Regions from separate parts of the Homo sapiens genome. Here region 1 is linked to region 2. A link is a contact called in ENCODE Hi-C or POLR2A ChIA-PET data. All regions are on one chromosome and are shown on one strand. Each heading gives the region's core, a stretch centred on a gene start or an enhancer-like site at or near the end of the contact. The rest is flanking DNA. Distances are from core to core; before and after follow the strand shown.

The links. Hi-C counts contacts between places; a loop is a spot of excess contacts on that map. ChIA-PET counts read pairs that join two places held with the same protein, here RNA polymerase II (POLR2A). Pooled maps may share reads with other maps.
Region 1: a loop to region 2 is called in a pooled map, with 3 times the contacts of the local background. The contact joins the promoter of RB1-DT here to the enhancer-like site in region 2. A Hi-C loop is called at or near these places in 1 of 168 maps with a recorded cell type or tissue (B cell) and 5 of 50 pooled maps. POLR2A ChIA-PET finds 5 or more read pairs at or near these places in 1 of 52 experiments (naive thymus-derived CD8-positive, alpha-beta T cell).

Annotation. Positions count from the first base shown.
Region 1 is chr13:48,299,442-48,306,526 of GRCh38, reverse strand. RB1-DT (RB1 divergent transcript) reads left to right here and starts at 2,825. Exons shown (of 3, transcript NR_046414.2): 1 at 2,825-3,236; 2 at 4,035-4,188. It overlaps RB1 (RB transcriptional corepressor 1), which reads right to left and starts at 2,776. Exons shown (of 27, transcript NM_000321.3): 1 at 2,478-2,776. The coding sequence starts at 2,614. RefSeq lists enhancers at 1,765-1,834, 2,075-2,124, 2,199-2,922, 2,923-3,648 and a silencer at 2,335-2,624.
Region 2 is chr13:46,165,341-46,171,886 of GRCh38, reverse strand. All of the region lies in intron 1 of LCP1 (lymphocyte cytosolic protein 1), which reads left to right. It also overlaps the pseudogene RN7SL288P. Among named protein-coding and RNA genes, the nearest start is that of LCP1, 14 kb to the left of the region's middle. Within about 2 kb of position 2,891, at least 11 of the 41 ENCODE cell types and tissues checked have a DNase peak (open chromatin) inside an H3K27ac peak, as active enhancers do; they include B cell, where a contact is called at or near this core.

The DNA.
Region 1 (7,085 bases), core at 1,576-4,075, 2.1 Mb before region 2:
AAGAGGTAAACCACTATGTGAGCCCAACAGTCTAACTCTATAATCCATGCCCTTGACCACTATTCTAGACTGCCAATTCCTCCTTCAAAACATAATTAGTTTTTGTTTTTTTTTCTTGTTTTGAAATAGGGTTTCACTCTGTCATCCAGGCTGGGGTGCAGTGGTGAAATCATGGCTCACTGCAGTCTCAAACTCCTGGGCTCAAGGGATCCTCCCACCTCAGCCTCCTGAGTAGATGAGCCTACAGGTGTGCCACAGCCACTGGCTAATTTTTTAAAATTTGTTTTAGAGACAGGGTCTTGTTTTGTTGCCCAGGCTCCTCTCAAACTCCTGGCCTCAAGCAATCTTCCCATCTTGGCCTCCCAAAGTGCTGGCATTACAGGCGTGAGCCAACATGCCTGGTCAGCTTTTTTGTTTTTTTAAAGACTGGGGTCTTGCTTTGTTGCCCAGGCTGGCCTCCAACTCCCAAGCTCATGTGATCCTCCTGCCTCAGCCTCCTGAGTAGCATGGACTACAGGTACGCGCCATCACACCCAGCTCGAAACATGATTAACCTTTGATTATTTCAACAATGAATGTGGTATGCTGTTCCTAGTGACAGTTTCCCTTCCAGCTACATTACTTAGGCCAGAGATAAGGCAACAGAAATAAGATCTAAACTCTCAAATCAGGAATGGAATCTGTCACTGGAGGTGCAGTTGGACTGAGCCTTGATTCCATCTCCAGGCAAGATGCTCAGTATCAGACTGCACGGCAGCGGTTCTACCCTTGCTGGTTAATTTATAGAGTTCAACTGTCTATGTTAATGAAACCCTTTGTGGGTATGGATAATCAAGAACAGACTGTATCTTGTATGGTTTTGACTTATAAGAGAATTTTTTATAGTTCCATTACTTAAAATATATAAAATGAGTTAAAAAATGAAAGAAACAGTCCTCTTTTTTCCAAGCAGTGGCCACAACGTCAATATTCCTGGTTACCCTACATTAGAGTATGCTTCCAAAGCTGTGTGCATAACATGGAATTCTTTAGAGTAGCCATTACTGCATTTTCCCAAGGGAAATTTGCAAGAATTGGATACATCAGAATTTAATCAGAAACTAAAGCCATGTCTTTTCCCAGAACATGCCCCAGACGTGGTTTTTAATTTTTTGTTGTTGTTATTTTGGTTTTTTAACGAATATGGTTTTTAACTGACCTATAAGACAGTCCATTTAAATATATAAATTTTTAATAGCCTTCCAGGGGCCATTTCCTAAATCCCACTTCAATCTTTTCTGCCGTGAATTGTTAGTGTATACCGAGTGGAAAGAAATGGGTGAGGGTGAAAGGATTTGGTGATAGACAAGAATGGGAGAGAAAATAGTGAAAAACAGAAACAAGTCCCATTCCCTCTGCAATGAACTTGTCTCAAAGTAGAACCAGTGCTGACAATAATGACAATTACACTCTTTCAATCATAGCTATTTAACCATAAAGTAGAAAAATCAAGAAAAGTAAGATGTTGTAATACAATAAATACTTCCCTTCAAGATCTAGTGCATTCGTATGGACTTGCTTAAATTTAGATTCCACTTAATAAGGGAAAACGAAAATTTCCATTTGCGCACAGAACCACTAATTTTGTGCCAAAAACAAAGGCAAAAAGAGGGGACACCAAGATCCTTGCTGGTTCAAAGTCAAAAGGCAAAATGGAAGAAATAATGAGACAAGCCGAAGCCGACTAACACGCAAGAAGAGTTCATCAAACAGGAAAAAAAAAAGTTTAGAAACTTTCAAGCACTTCTGGTAAATGTCTCATGAAAGTTTTGCCCATGTTTCAGTTCCTCTAAAGAGTTACGCTCCATCAATCACTACAGATGGCTTTGAGTCCCCAAGGCCTCGATGCATTATTGTTCTAAGGAAACGCCGCAAAGCTCCTGAGCCGAGTATCCTGTGGGCAATGGACACTCAGGACCCTGCGCTTCTTGTCCAAGGCTTTCTGGTCGGCCTCTCCCACAAATGGACTTCAGATGCAGTGCACGCCCGGAAGAAAATACTTCCCAACTGTTGCATCGCGTGAACCAAAACAGAAAGTCAGACGACCACCGGAGTACTCCAATTCTCCGGTGAAAAACTCTCCCACAGACACCATTTTTGTATTTTTATTTTTCATTTTTTGCGTCTGATGGACGCTCGCAACGACCCTCTGCCTCCGAGCCTCACAAGAGGGAACTGCACCTGTCACTTCGCTCAGGACCCTAGCCCCACCCGCCCGACACCTGTCAAGTTGAAGCCGAGACCCCTCGCCCAAGAACCCAGAATCCTGTCACCATTCTGCAGACGCTCCGCCGTGGCGGGGGGCAGGGAGGGCGCCTCCTCCCGCCGGGACCCGGCCCCTGGCGAGGACGGATCCCCGCCGAGCCGCCTTGGCGCCCGCCCTACGCACACCCGGGGCGCCCTTCCCGCGTGAGGCGACGGCGGCTCTGCTCGCTCACCTGACGAGAGGCAGGTCCTCCGGGCCGCTGTCCTGCTCTGGGTCCTCCTCAGGAGGGGGCGGCGGCGGCGGTGCCGGGGGTTCCGCGGCGGCAGCGGCGGCGGTGGCGGCCGTTTTTCGGGGGGTTTTGGGCGGCATGACGCCTTTCCGCGGCGGGAGCCAGCGAGCTGTGGAGGAGCGCCGGGGAGGACGACGCGCGCGCACGTCGGGGCACGCCCCGTCCTCTCCCGACTCCCGTTACAAAAATAATTTCAACGTCCCCTGAGAAAAACCGGACGCGCCCTCCCCCGCCCGGCAACTGAGCGCCGCGTCCAACCGCGGGAAAACGTCACTTCCGCCCGCGGCGTCACGTCCGCGAGGCTCCCGGGCCCGCCGGCGTCTGTGGGGAACTGGGGCGCTGGTCGGTGCGCGGGCTGGGACGCTAAGTCATGAGGAATTAAACTGGGAAACCTGGCGTGGGTCCAGGCGCCTTCCAGGAGGCATCCGGCGCGGCCCGGACGTGCTTCTACCCAGAACCACCCCCTCCAGGCCGGGGTGCACTTAACGGGGCTATACAAAGAGTCTGGTGGGTGACTGTGGGCCTCATCCCTATCCCGGGGTCTGATAGGGAAGACTCTCGGGCCCCGCAGGGAATATCTGGCTAGTGCACCCTCGGCGGGAGCGCCACTCTCCCTCCTTGGGCGGCGCCCCCCACCTCTCATCCCGCCCAATCCGTTTTGCAAAGTCGGCCAAAACAAAAACAAACTTGGAGCGCTGATAGGTGCGGAACTTTACCAGTCACTTAGAAGATAGAAAATGTTAGACACTTGCTGGCCTTTTGGGATCACTGGTTAGGGAAAGGAAGGGAGGGAGCTGTGGGGAATGAACGGATAGTAGTGTAATAAAGGATTGTAGTGGTGTAAGAACGGGAAGCACCGTGGAAACGTCTGAGGAAGATTTTCAGGGGAGCAGTAGCTGCTGAATAGAAGTCTGTCAGGCAGGCCTGACATTTACTATGTACCAGGAACTGTGCTGGCCACCTTACATAATTGTCTTATTTAATCCCCAGAAACAGCCTTTTTTTTCTTTTTCTTTCTTTCTTTTCTTTTTTTTTTTTTTTTTTTACTTTAAGTTCCGGGATACAAGTGCAGAACGTGTAGGTTTGTTACATAGGCATACGTATGCCATGGAGGTTTGCTGCACCTATCAACCCGTCATCTAGGTTTTAAGCCTTGCATGCATTAGCTAAGAAACAACGCTTTCCAATGGGTAGTATTAGCTAGTCTACGTTGCAGATGAGGAAACAGGCTCAGAGGAGTTAATTTGTCCAATACCAGGGCCGATGGGTAGCAGAGAATTTGAACTCAATTCTATTTGATTCCACTTGTCCATTATATTATGTTTGATGAAGAAAACAGTGACAGAGAAGGAGCATGTGCAAAGGCACAAAGACATCAGAAAAGAGCTTGCTGGGACTACCACCATCAAACATTGGCTTAAAGCTGTTATCACTTCTGTGTCTCGGTATTTGTACCAATAGATTATCTAGTTTGAATACATTTTTTTTTCTCTTTGGCAGACACTGTTATTGCCCATCTGAACTCGTCAACTGAGAAGGAAAGAGATGGTTTATGCTGTGAATAAAATACAGTTGTGCTGTGATGTAAATCCCCTCATCCTGGAGCAGCTGAGCAAGGTCTAAGGCAGGAAGAACCTTCAAGCAGGTCATGGCTGTAAGCCTCCTGAGTTTATCCCAGCAAGTTGTATAAGGGATTATCTTTTTATCTGCATATTATGACATATGTGAGGATGTGTAAAGGTTTGGCAAGCACTGGCCTACTCAACAGCCAGTCCTACCTAACTTCAGAAATCTTTCTTGTGGGCAAATGTCAGGAGATAGGGCCCAGGCCCAGGTCCAGCTACAAAGAATGAATACAATTAAAGTGCTACTTCCATTCACCTCACCCCAGATTAGTTTAGGCAAGAGCTCAGGATGCAGTTTTGACATTTGAAAGATAAGGAGTAGTCTGCTGGGAGCCTGATAAATTGAAACAGGGATGGCACAGTTCTAAATATTATTAAATAATAGTAATAATATTAAGTATTACTGAGGATGTGACACTTCTGATTGCTGCAGCCATTGTAACGTGAGGCAAGCCAACCTACAGAGAAGGTAGAAATGCTGATATTGGTGCAGGAGGAATTTCAAAAGAATCTGGATCCTCAGTGTTATAAATGAGCCTCTGATTTGGCCAGCCCTGGAGCTGACCTAAGCTGAGCTGAGGTTTTCACTTGTTTGCAACAGAAAGCATCATGACTGATAATGTTTCTCCTGTGCTTATCTTCAGGATAGAGACCAAATCTTGGGTATCATCATTGCCTTAGTACCTAGCACAGTGTTACACACACAGTAAATGCTTGCTTACTAAAAGTAGGGATGGCAGGAAAGTGAAGGAAAGTTCTAGGAACTGAAGTAAACTCTCTTCATACGTAGATATCACTTGCTTTATTTAAAACCAGTTTATCAACATCTAGATTACATTTATGTAATCTAGATTTATTTATTACCATATTACAATTATGATAAAGAGATTTCTCAATTTACAAAAGAATATATGTCTTGACCATGGATTAATTTAACTATGTTCACTAGTATGTAAAATATATTTTCCTGCAGCCATAAAAAGGAATGAGATCATGTCCTTTGCAGGAACATGGATGGAGCCAGAAGCCTTTATCCTCAGCAAACTAACGCAGGAACAGAAAACCAAACACTGCATGTTCTCACTTATAAGTGGGAGCTAAACAATGAGAACACATGGACATGAAGAGGGGAACAACACACACTGGGGGATTACTTGAGGGTGTAGGGTGAGAGGACAGAAGATCAAAAAACTACCTATCAGGTACTACACTTGTTACCTGGGTGGTGAAAAAATCTGTACACACCAAACCCCAGAGACACACAGTTTACCTATATAACAAACTTGCACATGTATCCCTAAACCTAAAATAATAGTTTGAAAAAAGTGTGGTGTATATATCATAATATATACACATAAATAGATACACACACACACACACACACACACACACACACACACATACACACATACATACCATAAAATAGACCCAGGAAGGGGAACAACACACACTGGGGCCTGTAGCGGGGAAGGGTGGGGAGAGGGAGAGCATCAGGAGAGCTAATGGATGCTGGGCTTAATACCATGGTGATGGGTTGATCTGTGCAGCACACCACCATAGCACACATTTACCTGTGTAACAAACCTGCACATCCTACACATATACCTGGGAGCTTAAAAGTTGAAGGAAAAAATAATAAAATATATTTTCATCCACACAACTCAGAAGCAATTGAGTTCACCATCAAAATCTTTAGTTTTCTGTTGCATTACCAAAGAAGTATTAGAATTTCGGCAGAGTCTAGACCAGGTACGGTGGCTCACGCCTGTAATCCCAGCAGTTTGGGAGGCCAAGGCGGGTGGATCACCTGAGGTCAGGAGTTTGAGACCAGGCTGGCAAACATGGTGAAACCACATCTCTACCAAAAATACGAAATTAGCTGAGTGTGGTGGCAGGTGCCTGTAATCCCAGCTACTCTGGAGGCTGAGGCAGGAGAATCACTTGAACCCAGGAGGCAGAGGTTGCAGTGAGCTGAGATCATGCCACTGCACTCCAGCCTAGGCGACAAGAGCAAGACCCCATCTCAAAAAATATATATATATATATATATATATATATATATATATATTTCAGCAGAGTCTTAAAAAAATTCCCCCTGAACTTCTTGAAATTCATGGATCTCTTCCAACCTGCTTGGTAATTTTAAGAAGATTGCTGTAAGACTCCTACAAAAAATATATGTATTTCTTAGATTTTCTATCTAGAGAGGGAACTCTCTTCAGTTTGAGACTCCTTCAGTGATATTAAAATTTGGGGAAGGGTCTAAAAAGTCTTCATCGTTCTAAAAAGCCTTCCTTCAAAGTTTTTATACCCCCAAGCTACCACACTATTTCCATTTCTTAACCATCTAGCTTCTTAGAAGGGTAGTCCCCATTGGTTCTCTCTGCTTCCCCAATTTCTCAGCCTGCTGGCCCCTGGCTTTCTTTCACTACCACCAAGAGCCCCCTTCTGAAATCACTCTTTCAAATGTCACTGATGATAGTTGTCAATCCCATGGCTTCTTTTGGTCCTCAACCTACTTGACCTTTCTTGCAGTCAATATAGTTAACCACTTCCTCTTAAAAATTCCCTAGTCTTCCACAAATCTATGGTCTCCTTGTTCTCCTCCCTTGTTACTTCACAAATTCCTTCATTAGTTCTCTTTCTGCCGGTCCCTTCAATGCAAGTGCTCCCTAGAGTAATGCTACTCAAAGTGTAGTTCTTGGACCAGTGACAGTCTGCGAACTGTTTGTGTTTAGTCCACAAGGAAATAAGTACAGAAATTAAAAGGATAAGTGCTTAGCAGTGTTTATATCAATTTGACATTTCAGGAATATCCGAGTGCATGATCATTGGACATTGCTTGTTAAACAGTTCAGGTATTCTTCAACCTGGTTCTTGAGTTGCAGGTGGCATGGTTGTGTCCCTGTCATATGCAATAGTACGA
Region 2 (6,546 bases), core at 1,642-4,141:
GGTTGCAGATGCTGACCCTGAGGACAATGAGGGCTGACTGTATTGAAGAAAATTGCGTATAATTGGACGCACACCATTGAAACCTGTGTTGTTCATAGGTCCACTGCACTTCATTCTCTGTGCTCCTGTAGCTCCATGCAAATAATATCTTTAAAATATTCATATTAGTGTAGTCTTGCATTTGCGTGACTATTTTGTTTACTGGACTGTGTGCCCCTCAGGAGCAAGGATTCTCTGCTGTTCATCTTGGTATCTTTAGTACTTAGGACAAGGTATGTGCTTTATTAAATGTGAGTGAATGACTGAGGTGTGGAGGCCACGGGCAAAGAGGACCCTTTTCTCCACCAGTGGCAGGGGGGACACAGGCAGAAAAGATCAAGCCTGGTTGTGTTCTTGCTCTTCTTAATACTTCCTTTAAAGATGTTGAGAAACCGAAGACACATTTAGAACTTCCCTAAAGAGCCTAGGAAGGGCCCAGTCCTAAGTAAAACCTTGCAGAAATATGTGTTTCCCTAATTAACATGAGGTCAGAGCTTTGACCTTCAAGGGCAACCCCAAAGGATGGCAGGGAAACTCGAGATACAGGAATCCCATAGCCAGAAATGATAGGAAAGGCAGGAGGCCACTCCAGTTTATAGCTGTGCGACCCTGGGCCAGCTATTTAAACCTCAGTTTCCTCAAAGTGGGAATCATAGTAATACCCTATAGGATTGTGGTGAGAATTAAATGTGAATGCATGTAAAACATTTAGCACTGAGTTAACCACTCATTAATGTTAACGGCTATTATTACTGACCAACTGGTCTTTTCATTTGTTCTTTAGCTATTTGCCCTTTCTCTGACTCCAAATAGATAGGCTTTCTATAGAGAGAGCATGGAGTCTCTGATGAATGAAGAAAAAAACAGACTGATCTTTAAGCAATCTCCTACTGCTCTGTTGAAATCTAGGTCAAATGTCACTTCCTCTAGGGGGCCGCCTTTGGCTCTCCAGGGGAGAGCTATTTTTTCCCTCTTCCTGTGGATCTAAAAAGTTTCGCTGTATTCTAGTTACTGTGTCTCTCTCCCCTACTCAACAGGCCAAAGCCACGTCTGTGTGTTCTCAGCATCTAACACAGGACCTGGCATATAGTAGGTGTTTGGCAGATGTCTATTGAAGGAAGAAATTTACAAATGTATGAATTTTTTTAGTGACAGACATTTAGAATTACTGGGGGATGAATAGCATTGTTCAGATAGTGAGACGCAAATTACATGCAGGTAAATGCTAGCACCTATATTTCCAGCTTGCTCCTTGGTACACCGCATATGTGCATCCCAGGTGGGTTTGCCCCTCATTCAGTCACTGCTCTGTCTCCAAGGTTCCTTTCCCTCCCACCTCAGCAGCGCTCAGCTTACAAGCAGGCCCTACAGAGTTGGATAGAGACCCACTGCCAAGCATTACCGGCAGCCAGCAGGTTTTACAGCAACAGTGCCAAGAAGCCCAGCCTCAGGATCTGCAATCTCAGACAGAATCGCTTTTGCGGCTGGCAAGGTAGGGCTAGGCAGCAGGCACAGGTGCCATTTCACAGACTACCTCGGGCCAGCAGCTGCCCTTTAGACACCAAATTAACTCACCAAAGTTGTCTTTCCAGCAAAGTGGTTTAATGTGAATTTGAAGCATTTAGTAGCCTTGTTTTGGGTGTCTGTACCTTTCAGTGGATGGGATTGTCTAAGTATGTACACAAGAATATTATTGTTAAATTCCTCAAAGAAGGTGATAGGGGACTTTTCAAGTCCTGTATACCATTAGGTTATGGATTGTTTTGTTCATGTACACAGCTCATTTACTGAGTACCTCACATGGGCCAGACACTAATCTGCTAGGAGAGATGAATGGTAACAGGGACCACACTACAGAGATCTGGACCAAAGCTCAGAGGAAGGGCTCACTGATTCTCCCCAGCCTCCAGAACAGGATGCCTGAAACCATGATGATTGTTGCGATAAGTCTGAGGGTGTCATTTTATTATTGATCTATGAATTTGGCTGTCTTGTCTTTTGAACATTTCATCTCGTGGTGAGTTGTTTTAATTGGGTTTGCTCTTTGGTTGCTAAGGAAATTTGGAGGGCCTTAGTGCAAGGTCAAGAATCAATGTACAACAAGGTGTGGTGGTGCACGCCTGTAGTCCTAGCTACTTGGGAGGCTGAGGCAGGAGGGTGGCTTGAGTCCAGGAGTTCTGGGCTGTAGTGTGCCATGTCAATTGGGTGTCAGCACTAAGTTTGGCATCAATATGGGAGCAGGGGACCACTAGGTTGTTTAAGGAGGAGTGGGTGCACTGGCTCACACCAGAAATGGAGCAGGTCAAAACTCCTGTGCTGATCAGTAGTGGGATCACACCTGTGAAGAGCCACTGCACTCCTGCCTAGGCAACATAGTGAGATCTGTCTCTTTAAGGAAAAAAAATAGAATAAATGTATAGAGACAAATGCAGGGGGTAAGAATCATCGTGACCTAGAAGATGCCAGTGTACACAATATTTGTATGTGATTTGGCACATGTTAATTGCAGCCTAAACCTGAACAGTGCCTTTGCCATACCTAGAAAAATTCCCCTTCATGTACAAGAAACATACATGAAATTATATTCGTAAGACATTTGAAATCTTGGGGGATTGTTCTTACTATATGTGAAGAAGGTCTTAATTAAAGAGAAGAGTCCTATCTTAGGGTTTAAAACTTATTAAAGAGGAAAGAAGAGAAATAAGGAGGCCTGGACTCTGGTCCCAGCCACACCTCCAATAAGCTCTGTGATGTTAGGCATGTCCTTTAACTTGGGTGTCATTTCATGCCTCTGTGACAGGGGAGTGGCCAGATAGATCATCTCTAAGATCCCTCCACCTCTACATTCTATGACTGCTATTCTTACTACATTCATTCTATAAGGAAGTTGGCATAGACCCAGAAGATAGCAAAGAAAACTATGAAAGATTTGGAGAATAAGCCCTAAAAAAGCAGGTTACAAGAATATAAAGAGACCAAGGCATGTGATGGAATCTTTATGAATTGAACAGCTCCTGTTATTTCCTCTGAGAATAGCCCAAGAGAGACCTTCAATCGTATCAGAAAAGATTTAGGTTACAAAGTAGGGATATGAGACACCAGAGAGGTTGTAGGATTTCCTTATTTGGATATTTTTAACAAAATAGTAGATGACTCTCTTTCTGGGACAGTTTGAGTACCGTCTTGCCTAGAAACTAGGAGTGAACTGGATCAACGTGTCTTAAGCTGTGTGTGGTAACATCCCATAAAACAGGTCTCACGTGCTGCTCTGGGAACTTCCCTGATCTGTGCGGGGGCAGTCCAGCAGCTAGGCAGCTGAGCAGAGCGCATCTGCCTGGGGCCAGTGAGGAGAATGCATCTAGACAGAGCTTTTCGTGCTGCTGAGGTAAGAGCAGGAACACAGCCCCCCAGCCCCCAGGAGCGAGGCTGGGCTGGGAGCTGCCCACTCCCTCACTTGCTCCATTTCACAGAAGGCACCTCCGAGCCAAAGCTACAGCTGCTGATGGCGCCAGCAGCTATTTCTCAGCTCATTTGCAATACTTTCTAATCTAGCTCTAATTTGTATGTATACTTGTCAGCTACTGCATAGAATTTTGGAACTTTTAACATAGAACGGACTCCGCTTCTCAATTTATGAATGAGAAAACTGAGTCCCATAGAGGCAAGATGGAGCCTAAAGTTACACAGCCTAGGTCTCCTGACTGCCAAGCTTGGCACTTCCTTCTATTTCCTGCCAGTTATTTCCATTTTGATTTCTTTGGAGATGTTCAAGTATATTAATTGTCTCAATATCTTAATTGCCTGGGCTGCTTTAGGTATTTTATATTTTTATTTTTTTGATAAGCCTCTGTGCTAATTTCTTACACTTATCTAGTTTTATTTTTCCCTCAGAGCCTTGTGTTTAACCTTTTCACTTGTTCGTTTTTGATCGTCAGAACTCTTTTCATTGCATTAACTATTTCACAGTAAATTAGCTGTAATCCATGTGCTGCATTTGAAACTTGATATTTAACTGTGGGCTTCATGCCTGAAGCCCCTCACCAACCCCCTAGCAGCCAGGGCAGTACTTTGCATACAGACACATATATGGAGTGAAAGAATGAATGAATGGCATTTGATATCAAGGTAATAGTGCAATCATGGTTAAACAGCTAGCCCATAATATTCAATTTATTGAAAAGATGCATTTGGGGTACTCTGAGCTTTCAGTAGGGGAAAGTCTGGATCTTAAATTGCTTCTGGTAGAATGTGGGCTAAAGGGTAGCTGTAGAATTTAAAGATGTTAGTATCAGGAGCATCACTGTCTAAAGCTCAGGGAAGGAGAGAGATGCTAAGGCACAGAAAGGCCTCCCCAAGCCCCAGCCTGGAGTATCCCCTTTTCTTGCAGGAGGCTTGTTCTTGTGTCACACCCTTAATGGGATTGGGCAACTTGGTAGAAAACAGAGGTATCAGGAATGTACTAAGGGAGAGAAGGAAGGAATGAGAACTCCTTAGCTGGCGACAGAGCCAGGCTCTGTAAGATGTGCTACACAGCTTCAGAAGCCCCTCGGTGTAGTGGTCAAACCAGAGGTACCCAGAGCAATATGAGGTTGATGAAGTTTGGAGTAATCTGGATTGCTAGCTTCCCATAAGTGTTTATGTGGCCTGAGATAATAGTGTCAGAGGAGAGCCGTTGAGTCTCTCCTCCTGAATAGCCTTCCCCCTACCTTCCACCCTGTGGCATTTACATCAGAGCCTGCAGAGAGAAGAATTCTGTAGGCTTTGAGAGAATCCATGTATCTGCAGGGAGAAAAAGGACAATCTGGAGGAGATTCTGACTTGACAAAAAGATTCATCAGAGTCCCTTTAACTGGCCATCTGTTTTTAAGGCCATTTATAATTATTTGGTTTCTTAAAAACAAAGTCATTTTAAAATTATATTTTCTGAATCATCCTTTATGTAAAAGTTAGTCATATCTGTATCCATAGAGATATGATATCCCAAGAATATATAGTAAATTCCATATATTCGCAAAGTAAGATCTCCTACAGTGGTCTACTTTATAAAATGAAGGGGACAGGATTAAGTAAAAGCAATGTTTTTTCCTTAAATAGATTAATCTTGATGGCTTTTTAAAAATGTATGGGTATTTTATTTTGCTTCATAGTCCTACATATTTTATTTTTCGTTTCTTTAGTTGTCATAGTCTAATGCTAAAGCTTACAATATTAATGTTATTCTAGATGATGTGTTCTTTTGGATTACTGATTGTTCTTGAGATGTTTGGAAGTTGTATAATTTCCCCTCTGGAAATGTACTGAAATTTATTGAGGCAGAGCTAGGAACTTGAGTCCTGAGTGTCCGGTTTGACTTTAACTACTGAATCAAGTTGCAGGAAAAGTGGGGCACATTCAAAAGAGTCCCTTGGCAAGGTGATACCAGGTCACAGATGCCTCCCTGATCCTGGCAGGTTATATGATTCAGCATCAGTATATTGAATCAAAATACTGACTAGCCCAGCACTACCATCTTTCAGAAATGATTCCACCCCTTGAGCATCTCTCTCTAGACAGGTCACCTTTTCTAGCCTTTCTGCTTTTAATTATCAGTTATGAAACTCCCCAGAGAAAATTCCATTTACATTTTTACATTTACTTTAGAGGATGTTTTTTCTTCTGTAAATTCTGCAGCACTGTGTTCAAGAGTAAACTCCCACAAATTGTTTCTATATTCAGACTTTAGAGAACTTAAGTTCAGGTACTTTTATGATAACTCATCCTCAGAAATTCCCTTCGCTACTGACTTGGGAAATACCAGCACCCTTTAAGCAGAAACTCAAAACTCACTGATTTAAGAAATGAACAGGCTTTGTGGCTTTTGCAGTTTGAGGTGGGGCTTTTTTTTTCTTAAGGTTTTAAAAATAATATAATTTTTTAAAATGAACAACCAATGCTTTTTTTTTGGCCAACGTCTTGAGATTCTACAACTATTGATTTAATAAATTTAAGTGCTCTCACATGCACTCACACAAAAAACTAGCAGCCCAGACGTGACCTTGATGAATGAGTTGTCTTTTTATAATAGATTTTTGATTTGGGCAGTAATTCAGAAGGGGATTTCCCAGATTGACCACGGATTTGCAGAAGACCTGAAAATGGTTTGTGGCAGGGCATATTTAGATGATGTAGTCATTAAAAAGGGCCACACTCAATGCAGGAGCAGTCGGGCAGAGCTGAAGAAACCACTCACTTATACCTTGGAAGATACATGCTTTCTTTAGCCCCTCCTTTTAAGCTCCAGATGCCTCAGCATGCCCATTACTGCAGCAGTATCTGTATAGTTTGCTGCCTATATGGTGCCAGTAATTTGCAAACTAAAGCCATCACCAACTAATCTTACTTATATTACTTATTAATCTTATAATATTATCATAACCCATATTTTCAAATATGCGTGAATTAAAATGGGTGCATTTTTGTTTTTTTTTTGTTTTTGAAATGGGGTCTCGCTCTGTCACCCAGGTTGGA